Regions from separate parts of the Mus musculus genome. Here region 2 is linked to region 1. The links are chromatin loops, found by intact Hi-C in ENCODE. Cell type or tissue: left cerebral cortex. All regions are shown on one strand. Each heading gives the region's core, and the rest is flanking DNA. Links, peaks and the distances in the headings are about the cores only.

Region 1 (5,375 bases), core at 57-5,056:
ACAGTAAAACTCATCCGTCACACAGGGAAGCTAGAAGGTTGAATTAGAACCAAAGCACTAGGCCTGCCCAATACCGGTTTTCTTCTTTGCTTTCCATCCAGTGTGAGGTCTCTAAAGAAAGAATCGTGAGTCTGTTGAGCAAGAACAGGCTGTGGGCAGAGACTGGGTCATGTCACAGACCTGCAGATGTCAGAAGACAAAGCTCCCATAGAGATCGTTTTTTCCACAGCATTCTCCCTCCCCACACACCATACTGGGGCACAGAGCAGAAAGGGATGTGTTCAAGGCCACTCCACTTGGCTGCGACAGACCAGGATCCAAGGCCTGCCAGTGTGCTCTCATGCTCTGTAGACTCTCTGCTAAAAAGTTACTTTGCTGGGGTTTTTTTTTTTTGGAGGGTAGTACAAAAGATGACCACAGACAACAGAGCCAAGCTCCCTAGCTTTACTCTGGGGCTGTGGCTAAGGTGAAGGATACACATCTCTCATGGCTTCCAGGGTGGGCGCTCTGAGGATGTCTCGGATGCCTATAACATTCTCATGGCGGAATCGCAGCAAGATCTGGATCTCCCTCAGCGTGCGCTGACAGTAGGTTTGATGCTCAAAGGGGCTGATCTTCTTGATGGCCACTCTGGTCTTGCGCACGTGGTCATAAGCTGAGCTGAGAGGGCCAGAGAGATGTGGCCTTACAAAGGGGGAATCCAGGCCTGTTGGCCCCACCCAGGTCTTGGCAGGGACTGGAGAGAGGAGGAGAGGGTTCTGGCCAAATGTAAACAATGCTGGCTCCTTCCTGCTGTGAAGGCCTGGGATCTCCAGGGGAAAGCTGGGTATCAGCCAGGCAGCCTTTCAGTGACTTCACAAACAGAGGAAGAGAGTGGCCACTCACCGACTTCCTTTCTCCTGGACCCTCTTACATTCTAGTTGCCCTCACCCTCCTCCCCTTTCCCAAGCTGGACTCTCTCAATCCCAGACAGGTCCAGGGGATAGGAGTTAAATGGAGAAAGTAGATGAAGCCTAGAGGATTCAGTAATGGGACAGGAGAGAAGAGATAAGGAGGGGCAGGCAGGTCTCCCTGTGCGGTTCCTGGGTCAGAGCTGCTCCCATAGGAACAAAGGCCCAGAGCAGAGCACACAGTGGGGCAGCGAGAACTCACAAACCCGTATACCACAAAATAAGGCACATTCTAGAGACCCTTCCCTACTTTGGGCCCCTAGCCTTGCCAGGGGCAGAGGTGCAAAGGTTTGCCCCACCCTGAGCTTTGCTCTCCTCTCTCAAACTCTCTGTCACAGCCTCATCAGGGGGGAACCAAGGCTCCCACTACCTGCTCGTGGGTCCCTCACTCCCCCTTCATCCTCTTAGCTCCACCTTTATCTCTAGGGTCCCCCAGGTGCCCCTCCCTTAACAATACAAGGTGGCTTCAAAGCCTCCAACCCCCCTCCCTGGAGAAAGTAGCGCCTAGTCCTCCAGAAGTCACTGCACGATACTTCCCCTGCGACACTCCCTGAGCCCCCCATGTCCCGAGCACACACCTGCTGTCCCTGCTCCGAAGCCCCCTCCCGGGACGCCCCCTCACCTGACCATGCCGTACGCGCCCTCGCCGATGTACTGCAGCTGCGTGTAGCGTGGGCCCACATCGAATGGCTGCCCCTTCACCACCTCCACCTCCCCGGGGACCACCGGGACGACCCCAGCAGTTCCCCTGGGCTCCCCGCCCCCGCCCCCCGGAGCCGCCGCCGCCGCCGCCATCTCCACTCCTCCCGCCTCCCCCCGCTGCCCCGCCCGCGGCCCCGCCCCTCCCTACCGCCCTGTCACCGCGGGGCCGCGCGCCAGGCTCCGCCCCCGCCCCCGCGCGTCCCGCCCCCGCGCCTGCCGGGCGAGCCTGCGCGGGCCCGAGACGTCACATGGTCTCCTGGGCGCGCACCCGGCTTTCCCGCCTAGTTACGCTGTTCCTTCCCTGCCTTGGCCACTAGGGTACTTTAGTCTGCCAAGAGAGTTCTGCAGCCCCAGGGGCCAGTGGCCCTCAGTAATGCTAAGGGAACCCACCCGGCTTACAGTTAACCTTTGAAGACCTGCCTCACATCTTTGTTTCATTTAAACAGATAGTGGTAATCCAGGCTAGCCCCAAAGGCTCTCTATGTGGTGGAGGTTGGCCTTGAACACATCCTCCTGCCTTTAGGCCTGAGCCATCATACAGATTCAGGATGCTACTAGGCAAGCATCCTACCACTGAGCCACATCTCCATCCTTTCTTTTCTCTCTCTCTTTCTTTTTTAAGAGGGTCTCTTGACATGGAACTGGCTGTTCCAGAACTCACTATGTAGACTAGGTAACCAGGCTGGCCTCAACATACTAACTCGCCAGTGCTAGGATTAGTTAGAAGCTGTATGTATCACCATGCCCAGCTTCCATAATTTCTTATTCGTTTATTTGCCACATTTATTAATTTTGTGTGTTGGAGCGTAAGTATGTCACAGAGCCTGTGTGGAGGTCAGAGGACATCTGATTCCTTCCACCATGTGGGTCCCAGGTGTCCAATTCAGGCTGTCAGACTTGGTAGGAGTGGGCCACCCTGAGTTGCTGAGGGAGTATATCTTACGTTTTATAATGAGGAAGCAATCTGGAGGGTGGTGGACGGCAGGCAGCACTGTGAAGCTGTGAAGTCGGTCCTGACTCCAGTGTGAAGACACAGGCCTGCAGGGGGGCTCAGGTGTGTGCTGAGGCCCCAGTGTCGTACAAATCCTCTGCCTGATTGCCCAGAGGACGTGCAACCCAGCTCACTTCACGGGAGAAGGAGGGAAAGGGTGGTAGCTGTGGACAAAGGTAACTAAATCAATTTAAATTCACTGTCACCTTTTCTCTGTCTCTGTCTGTCTCTGTCTTTCTGTCCCCCCCTCCCCCCACGCTGGGCTGGTAAGATGGTTGGGTAGGTAAAGATGCTTGCCAAGCAAGCCCAAAGATCTGAGTTGGATCTCTGGGACCTTCACAATGGAAGTAGAGAATTAGCTCCTGCAGGTTTTCCTCCAACCAACACAAGCATGCTATAGCATGAATGTGGACAGACACATATTCACACACAAAATAAATAAAATAGAATTTAAAAATTACGTGCATGTCTGCCTACAGGTATGTGCACATGAGTGCAGGTGCCCACCAAGGCCGGAGGAATCAGACCTTCTGCAACTAGAGTTCTAAGAGGTTGTGAGCCACCTGATATAGGTGCCAGGAATCAAACTTGGGTCCTCTGGAAGAGCGGTATGTGTTCTTCAAGGTTAACACATCTCTCCAGCACTAAGGATGTCATTTTTAAGTTTGGATTTGACAATCTGGAAAGATGGCTCAGGGATAAGAGCACTTACTGCTTCAGCAGAGACTCTAGGTTCAGTTCCCAGCATCCACGTGGCAGCTCACAAGCATGTAGCTCCAGGGCATTCAGCATCTTCTTCTGACCTTCGAGGGCTCCTGCATACACATGCTGCACTCAGGTACCTCTACACATTATTTACTTAATAAAATAATTAGATTTGACAAAAACAACCAGAACCCTGTGATCACTTGGAAGACCAAGGTAGGATGACTGTCAGTTTGAGGATAGCCTGGGCTGTACAGTGAGCTCCTGTCTCTAAAGGCTTGTTTATGTATTTTATGTATATGACTGCTCTGTCATCGGAAGAGGGCATTGGATGCCATCATAGATGACTGTAAGTCAGAATGTAGTTGCTGGGAACTGAACTCAGGGTCTCTGGAAGAACAGCCTCTTAGTCACTGAGCCATCTATCCGGCCCCAGGATCCTGTCTCTAAGTGCATAAATAAAATAAAAATCACTCCTTTGCTTCTAGGTTCCGTCTGGTCCCTGCAGATGGATGGCTAGGGATCATATCATGTTCATTATTGTACCTCCAGTGCCTGGCAGACCAATGTTAAGCATGTTTAAAATGTGTTCTGTTATTTAATGTTTGTGTGTCTGTGTTGTAAGTGCGTATGTGTGAAGGTGCTGTGATTACAGACCTGTAACATCATACTCACTTAAGTCTGAAATTCAAACCGACAGGGGTTTTTTGTTGTTTTTTTGTTTTGTTTTGTTTTGTTTTGTTTTGTTTTGTTTTGTTTTGTTTTTTTTGAGACAGGGTTTCTCTGTATAGCCCTGGTTGTCCTGGAACTCACTCTGTAGACCAGGCTGGCCTCGAACTCAGAAATCTGCCTGTCTCTGCCTCTGGAGTGCTGGGATTAAAGGTGTGCGCCACCACCGCCTGGCTTTTTTTTTTTTTTTTAAGATTTATTTTTTTTTCCTATGTAAGTACACTGTAGCTGTCTTCAGACACTCCAGAAGAGAGTGTCAGATCTCATTATGGATGGTTGTAAGTCACCATGTGGTTGCTGGGATTTGAACTCAGGACCTTTGGAAGAGAAGGTAGTGCTCTTAACCACTGTGCCATTTCTCCAGCCCCCATAAACTGACAAGGTTTGGCCCTGAGGGTATGGTGGGGTCTGTATGCTTAGCAAGGCTAGAGTTGTGATGGTGGCGTCATCAGATTTGGAAAGTCGGAGAACCCAGAACCAGGCATCTCAGTAGCCAGCAGCACCCACAGGATTTGGACCTGCCCTGGCCCCCGAGCAATCAATGAACCACTTGGCTCTCCACCTGTGCAGGCACACAAGCTAGAGCCACTGGAGAGGAGGGAACCTCAGTTGAGAAAATGCCTCCACAAGATATGACTGTAAGGCCAGGTAGTGGTGGCGCATGTCTTTAATCCCAGCACTTGGGAGGCAGAGGCAGGCGGATTTCTGAGTTCGAGGCCAGCCTGGTATACAGAGTGAGTTCCAGGACAGCCAGGTTTCTATACTGAGAAACCCTGTCTCAAAAAAACAAGCTGTAGGGCACTTTCTTAATTAGTGAGTGATGAGGAAGGGTATAGCCCACTGTGGGTTTTTCAGAATTGTGTGATACATACAGTTACACACAGTTGGTTGTGAGCCGCCTGATACGGGTGCTGGCAACTCAGACCCTCTGGGTCTGCTGAGCCGTCTCTCCCAGCCTGACACTTTTAAATGAATCAATCATCTAACATATGGGGAGTCTGAGAGTTAAGTTAGCTGACTTGAGTCAAGAAGGGGCCACTACTTGACTCAAGTACTTTTCACACAGAGACTTTTGCAGATGCCACACTGTCTTGGAACCATAGACGGCTCACATGGAAGCCACACTCTGGTGCTGCCATCCCACCTCATTTTCCAGAACTGAGTGATCCAGGAGCCTCACAAACACACAGAGCCTAGGCTTGTTTCTCTCCAGGGTATTGGGAAAAAGTGCTTGTACAAGTTACAGATCAAGAGACAATAGAACCAATCGTGAGTGTTCAGAGAGCCAAGCACTGTAT
Region 2 (5,375 bases), core at 254-5,253, 280 kb after region 1:
CAGCCAGCCTGGTCTACAGAGTGAGTTCCAGGTCAGCCAGGGCTACACAGAGACAGCCTGCCTTGGGGGGTGAGGGGGTAAGAAGGTGGAAAGTTCAATGCCACCCTCTGTTATATAGGGAATTTGAGACTGATGTAGGATGCAGGAAATCCTGCCTCAAGAAAGCCAATGAAAAGGTGAGGGCCTGGTGAGATATCTCAGTGAGTAAAGATGATTCCACCAAGCCTGATGACCTGGGTTCAATTCCTGAGGCCCATGTGGTTGGATGGAGAGAACCAAATTCCACAGTTGATTTTCACATGAGCATCATTGTATGCGCGCACGCACACGCGTGCACACACACACACACACACACACATGTAAGTAAATAAATGAATAAACTAAAACTTTTTTTTAAAGCAATTGATATCTCTCTCTCCCTTTTTTTTTTAGATTTATTTATTTATTTATTACATGTAAGTACACTGTAGCTGTCTTCAGACACCCCAGAAGAGGGAGTCAGATCTCATTACAGATGGTTGTGAGCCACCATGTGGTTGCTGGGATTTGAACTTAGGACCTTTGGAAGAGCAGTCGGGTGCTCTTTACCCACTAAGCCATCTCACCAGCCCCTAAACTAAAACTTTTTAAAAGGTTTTTGTGAGCCAGGCTGGTGAAAGCTTTTAGTCCCAGAACTTGGGAAGCAGAGGCAAGCAAATCTCTGAGTTCAAGGCTGGCCTGGACTACAGAACAAGTTCTGGGACAACCAGGGCTATACAGAGAAACCCTGTTTTGAAAAAATAACAGAAAGTTTTGTGTGTGTGTGTAGAACCATTAACATTTTTGGAAGATGATCTTGAAATGGAATGGCCTTCCATCCCCCACCCCAAACAATTTATTATTTAGCTCTGTGGTAGACACCTGGGTTAATCTCGTTTGCAGTGTGGAAAGGTATTTTTCCTTTTCTCTCGGTGTTTTGTAAGCATCTCCTTTACCTTCTCACTGGCTTAATACAGAACTGAAAGGTCTAAGGCAAAGCAGGAGAGTATAGGCTAGACTTCTGGGCAGAGCTAGGAACTCCTAGAAAGAACTCTGGGCGGGAGATTTGCTAGTCAGTTTCATTACCCAGATGTGGAGGAAGAAGCAGGTACTGGTATTGAGGAGAGGTAGTGAGCCACGTGGTAGAACATAGATTAGTGTAAACGGGTTAATTTAAGATTTAATTTCATTTACGATCTAGTTGGGAACAAGCTCGCTAAATCCAAGCTTTTATAATTAATAAATGGTCTCTGTGTCATTACTTGGGTGGCTGGCAGCTAGAGACAGTCTGGTGATAATTGGTGCATTGAAGATGGAGCTAGAAATCAGAGCTGAGAGCCTGCAAAAGTCGTGGATGGAAGGCTGGGAACAAGTACTTCCTGAAGCAACACGGCTTCCCAGTGACAGTCTCTGAGGTAGGCGCAAGGTGGGATTGGGAAATCCAGAAAGGCTACCGGCTGAGGGTGGTTCCCCTAAAAACCCCTGCTGAGCAGCAAAGCCGGCTGCCAGATAGAGAACAGTGCACTTCCCCTGGCGCGGAGGGGCGGATTGAGCCATGGTCCAGCTAGAATAACTTCCCAGAGACTGCAGCCCAATTCAGGTCTGCCGCATCCTGGTGCAGCTGCTGGCTCCACCTTTCTGGAGCTGGGGCGGGGCGGGGCGGGGCGGGGCGGGGCGGGGCGAGCGCCCTTAGGAAAAGCCTGCAGCCACGAAGCATATAGTCCGTTGGAGAGGCATGTCCAGGGCTGGCACTAGGCGGAACCGGTAGGGTAACCCGCTAGACCAAGCCGAGGGGCGGAGCCGGCAATCAGTGCAGGGAGCTAGCTGAGCCGCAGAAGGGCACCAGGGCCAGCAAGCTGATCTCCAAGTCCAGACTAAAAGGCTGAAGTCCCAAACTTCTGAAAGGGTAATGAATTAAATTTGAAAACAGTAAAAGGGAAAAGAAACTGAACAGAGACGGTCATAGAAAGAAATACTGAGTTTGAATATTAAAAAATAAAGTCTCCGAAGGAAGAAGAAAGAGAAATAAATAAAAAATGTTCGGTAAATCTGCATAAAGTCTCCAAAGGGAGGAGAGAGAAAGGGAAATAAAGAAAAATGTTCTGTAAATGTGAATAGTCTCCAAAGAAAGGAGAGCAAAGGGGATATAAATAAAGATAGTTTGTAAGTGTGCTTAAAAGCTAAAGTCTCTGAAGGAAGGAGAGAGTTAGTGATTAAGAAGAAATTATTTTCTGTTTAAAATGGAGGTCACAATGGTAATGGCATTTCGATCCCATATAATTTTGTTTCGATTATCAGCACAGAAATAATTGTCAGTAGTGTTCACAATTTTATATATCCTCTTTAAGAAAGATCAGAATAAAACAGACCTAGATAAAGAGAGGGGTGAAAAATTGAATGCTAGATTAGAGTCGATAAAACAGAGAGATCTAATGATCCTTTGAACAAAACTTCCGAGGAATCCAACCTGAAGTCTATACCGCCACCTTGTGACAAAGAGGTAGAATAGCAGCCCATAGAAATGCTAGATAAACTTAGGCTGAGTTAAGAATACAGATTATATTTGATAATGACACCTTAGAGAAATATCACTAGATTACATGTTTCATTTTGTAGAGTTTGGAAAATTAATATATATATATAAATACATCATACAATGGACAACAGAAAAGGACCAGACACTGATGACAAGTAGCCCAGGCGATCCAGCCTCCTCACAGGCTGCCTCAGAAGCTGTTCCCTCAAAACTCTGCATCCAGAACAATTTCACATGCCTAGCTATGATGGTCCAGCCTCACAGACTGTTCCATCCAGGACTTCAGTTAATGCCTGCACTTTCTATCACACAGAGTCTAGACAGCAAATGATACAGTTAGCTTTAACAATGCCCAAATTTTCTTAGCCACCCCCACTTCCAGTAATGCTATTGCTTTCTGACAGCAGGAATCAATCTTTAGGAGAACAATACCCTCATTCATGAGATGGGTGGATGGTGGATGTTTGTTGTCATTTAAGGTGGGTTGGTCACAAGTTGTCATAATGGTTGCTGGGATTTGAACTCAGGACCTTTGGAAGAACAGTCAGTGCTCTTAACCACTGAGCGATCTCTCCAGCCCACCAAGCCCACATTTTTTCTTTGAACTCACAGAGATCTGTCTGCCTCTGCTTCCCAGGTGGAGGATCACACCCAGCCCTAAGGACATTTTCGTACAGCTAGAGTACTGTGAGCATTTCCAGCCCTCGCTCTTCCCAGTCAGGTCTGTCTCACTTCAAGCCGTCTGCTCTCCTTGTGTATCTTTGTATAACTTAGGACCCAGGGGACCGACACCAGCTTTTTGTCCTCCTGAGACTTAGTTCACTTAGTGCTTCTTTCCAGTTATCAGCATTTTCCTGAAAACAATACAACTTTGCTCTTTATGGCTTAAAAACTTCATTGCTCACAGAGGGTTAGGGTTAGACTGTTGTGACCTGCCATGTGGGTGCTGGGAGTCACCAAGCCCTTTGGAAGAGCATCCCATGCCATCTCTCCAGCCCTCATCACATACACGTTTTCTGTCTTAGTGTGAGTTTTCCCAGTCTGTATGCTCGTGGATCACATGAGTGCGTAGCAGCCTTGGGGATCAGAAGAGAATGCCAGACCTCCGGGTACTCTAGTTATAGAGCCCCAGTGTGGGGACTGGGGATTAAACCTAGGTGCACTGGGGGGGTCAGCTGTCCCAACCATAGTACATTTCCTTTATCCATTCCTTTGTTGGTAGACACCAGGGTTGTTGATGCCATAACTGAACTTTCACGCATAGTCCTCCAGTGAACATGAGTATGCAAGTATATGCAGGTACCCTAAGAGTCAAGTGGAGACTCTAGTTTTGTTCTCATGGAACTAAAGTCACACATAGTTTTTGTTTTTTGTTTTTTTTCCCCCTGAAACAGGGTTTCTCTGTATAGCACTGGCTGTCCTGGAACTTACTTTGTAGACCAGGTTGGCCTCGAACTCAGAAATCTGCCTGTCTCTGCCTCCCAAGCGCTGGGATTAAAGGCGTGTGCCACCACACCCGGCCACACATAGTTATGAACTACCCAATGTAGCTATTATTTATTTGGGAAAGGGTCTTGATGTTAGCCTGGGATGAACTTTTCATACGGACACGGCTGACCTCAAACTCACAGAAATCTACCTTCCTCTGCCTCCTAAGTGCTGGAATTAAAGCTGTGTGCATTATACCTGCCTGGGTTATTTATTTTTATGTGTATGGGTTTTGCCTGTCTGTCTGTCTGTCTGTCTGTCCTATGTGTGTACTTCATGCTCCAAGAGGACAGAAAAGGATGTCAGATTCTCTGGAACTATATTTACAGACAGTTGGAGCTGCTACATGGGGGCTGGGAATTGAACCGGCTCTTCTGGAAGAACACCCAGTACTCTCAACCACTGAGCCACCTCTCCTGCCCTCATTTTATTTATTTTAGAGAAAGGGTCTCACTATACAGTCTGAGCTGGCGTAAAAGTCACTATGTAGCCCAGGCTGGCCTCAAATTTACCTTGATCTTTCTGTATGAGCCTCCCAAGTGCTGGGATTACACGTATGAGTCATCGTACCTGGCTCAAATATTATAACTCATGCTATTGGAGACCTATGCCATAAAACAGGGACCCAGGAACCGACACCTAAATACCTAAAGTCGAGCTGACAAGATGGCTTAGCCAGTAAAGGTACCAATCGCCGGACCAACGACCAAACCTGACAAGTTAATCCTCAAGGCCCACGTGGCAGGAGGAGAGAACTGACCCCTCAAAGTTGTTCCCTGATGTCTATGGAACCTTGTGCTCAGACACACTCAGCAACTGGAACTTTAAAAAATTAAATTTCATTTGCTTGCCTGTTTTTTGTTTGGTTGGTTTTTTAAATTTTGTTTAGGTCAGACACAGTGTTGAATATCTCTAATCTCAGCACTCAGAAGCCAGAGACAGCCAGATCTTTGTGAGTTCCAGTCTACACAGTGAGTTCTAGGTCAGATAGGACTACACAGTGAGACCTTGTCTCAAAAACACTTATAGTGTACCAGCACACGTGGCTAATTTTTTTTTTTTTTTTTTTGGTTTTCCGAGGCAGGGTTTCTCTGTATAGCCCTGGCTGTCCTGGAACTCACTTTGTAGACCAGGCTGGGCTCGAACTCAGAAATCCACCTGCCTTTGCCTCCCGAGTGCTGGGATTAAAGGCGTGTGCTATTCATCTTTTAATATTTGTTCTATGTGTGTGCCTGAGTGTGTGTATGTAGAACTGGAATTATAGTTGATTATGAGCCACCTTGTATCTGCCATGAATTGAACTCAAGTCTTCTGCAAGGAAAACAACTGCTCT

What was found. Hi-C counts contacts between places; a loop is a spot of excess contacts. Peaks named below come from ENCODE experiments on the same cell type or tissue, not always from the same donor. Only the 100,000 strongest peaks of a DNase experiment are listed, where the experiment ranks them.
Region 2: it touches region 1 in a loop (2.1-fold over the local background); 2 of 42 quality-filtered maps call a loop at or near these places.

The regions. Positions count from the first base shown.
Region 1 is chr7:126,756,016-126,761,390 of GRCm38, reverse strand. Mapk3 (mitogen-activated protein kinase 3) reads right to left here and starts at 1,765. Exons shown (of 9, transcript NM_011952.2): 1 at 1,573-1,765; 2 at 478-660. The coding sequence starts at 1,745. In left cerebral cortex, for the core only: a CTCF peak has its summit at 1,989; DNase peaks (open chromatin) are centred at 182, 743 and 1,929; H3K4me3 peaks cover 1,709 bases; H3K27ac peaks cover 2,327 bases.
Region 2 is chr7:126,478,966-126,484,340 of GRCm38, reverse strand. It overlaps Gm46001 (a long non-coding RNA gene), which reads left to right. Exons shown (of 3, transcript XR_001778288.1): 3 at 1. Among named protein-coding and RNA genes, the nearest start is that of Gm46001, 4.9 kb to the left of the region's middle. In left cerebral cortex, for the core only: CTCF peaks have their summits at 1,795 and 2,513 (motif pointing left); a DNase peak (open chromatin) is centred at 1,648; H3K4me3 peaks cover 1,116 bases; H3K27ac peaks cover 1,167 bases.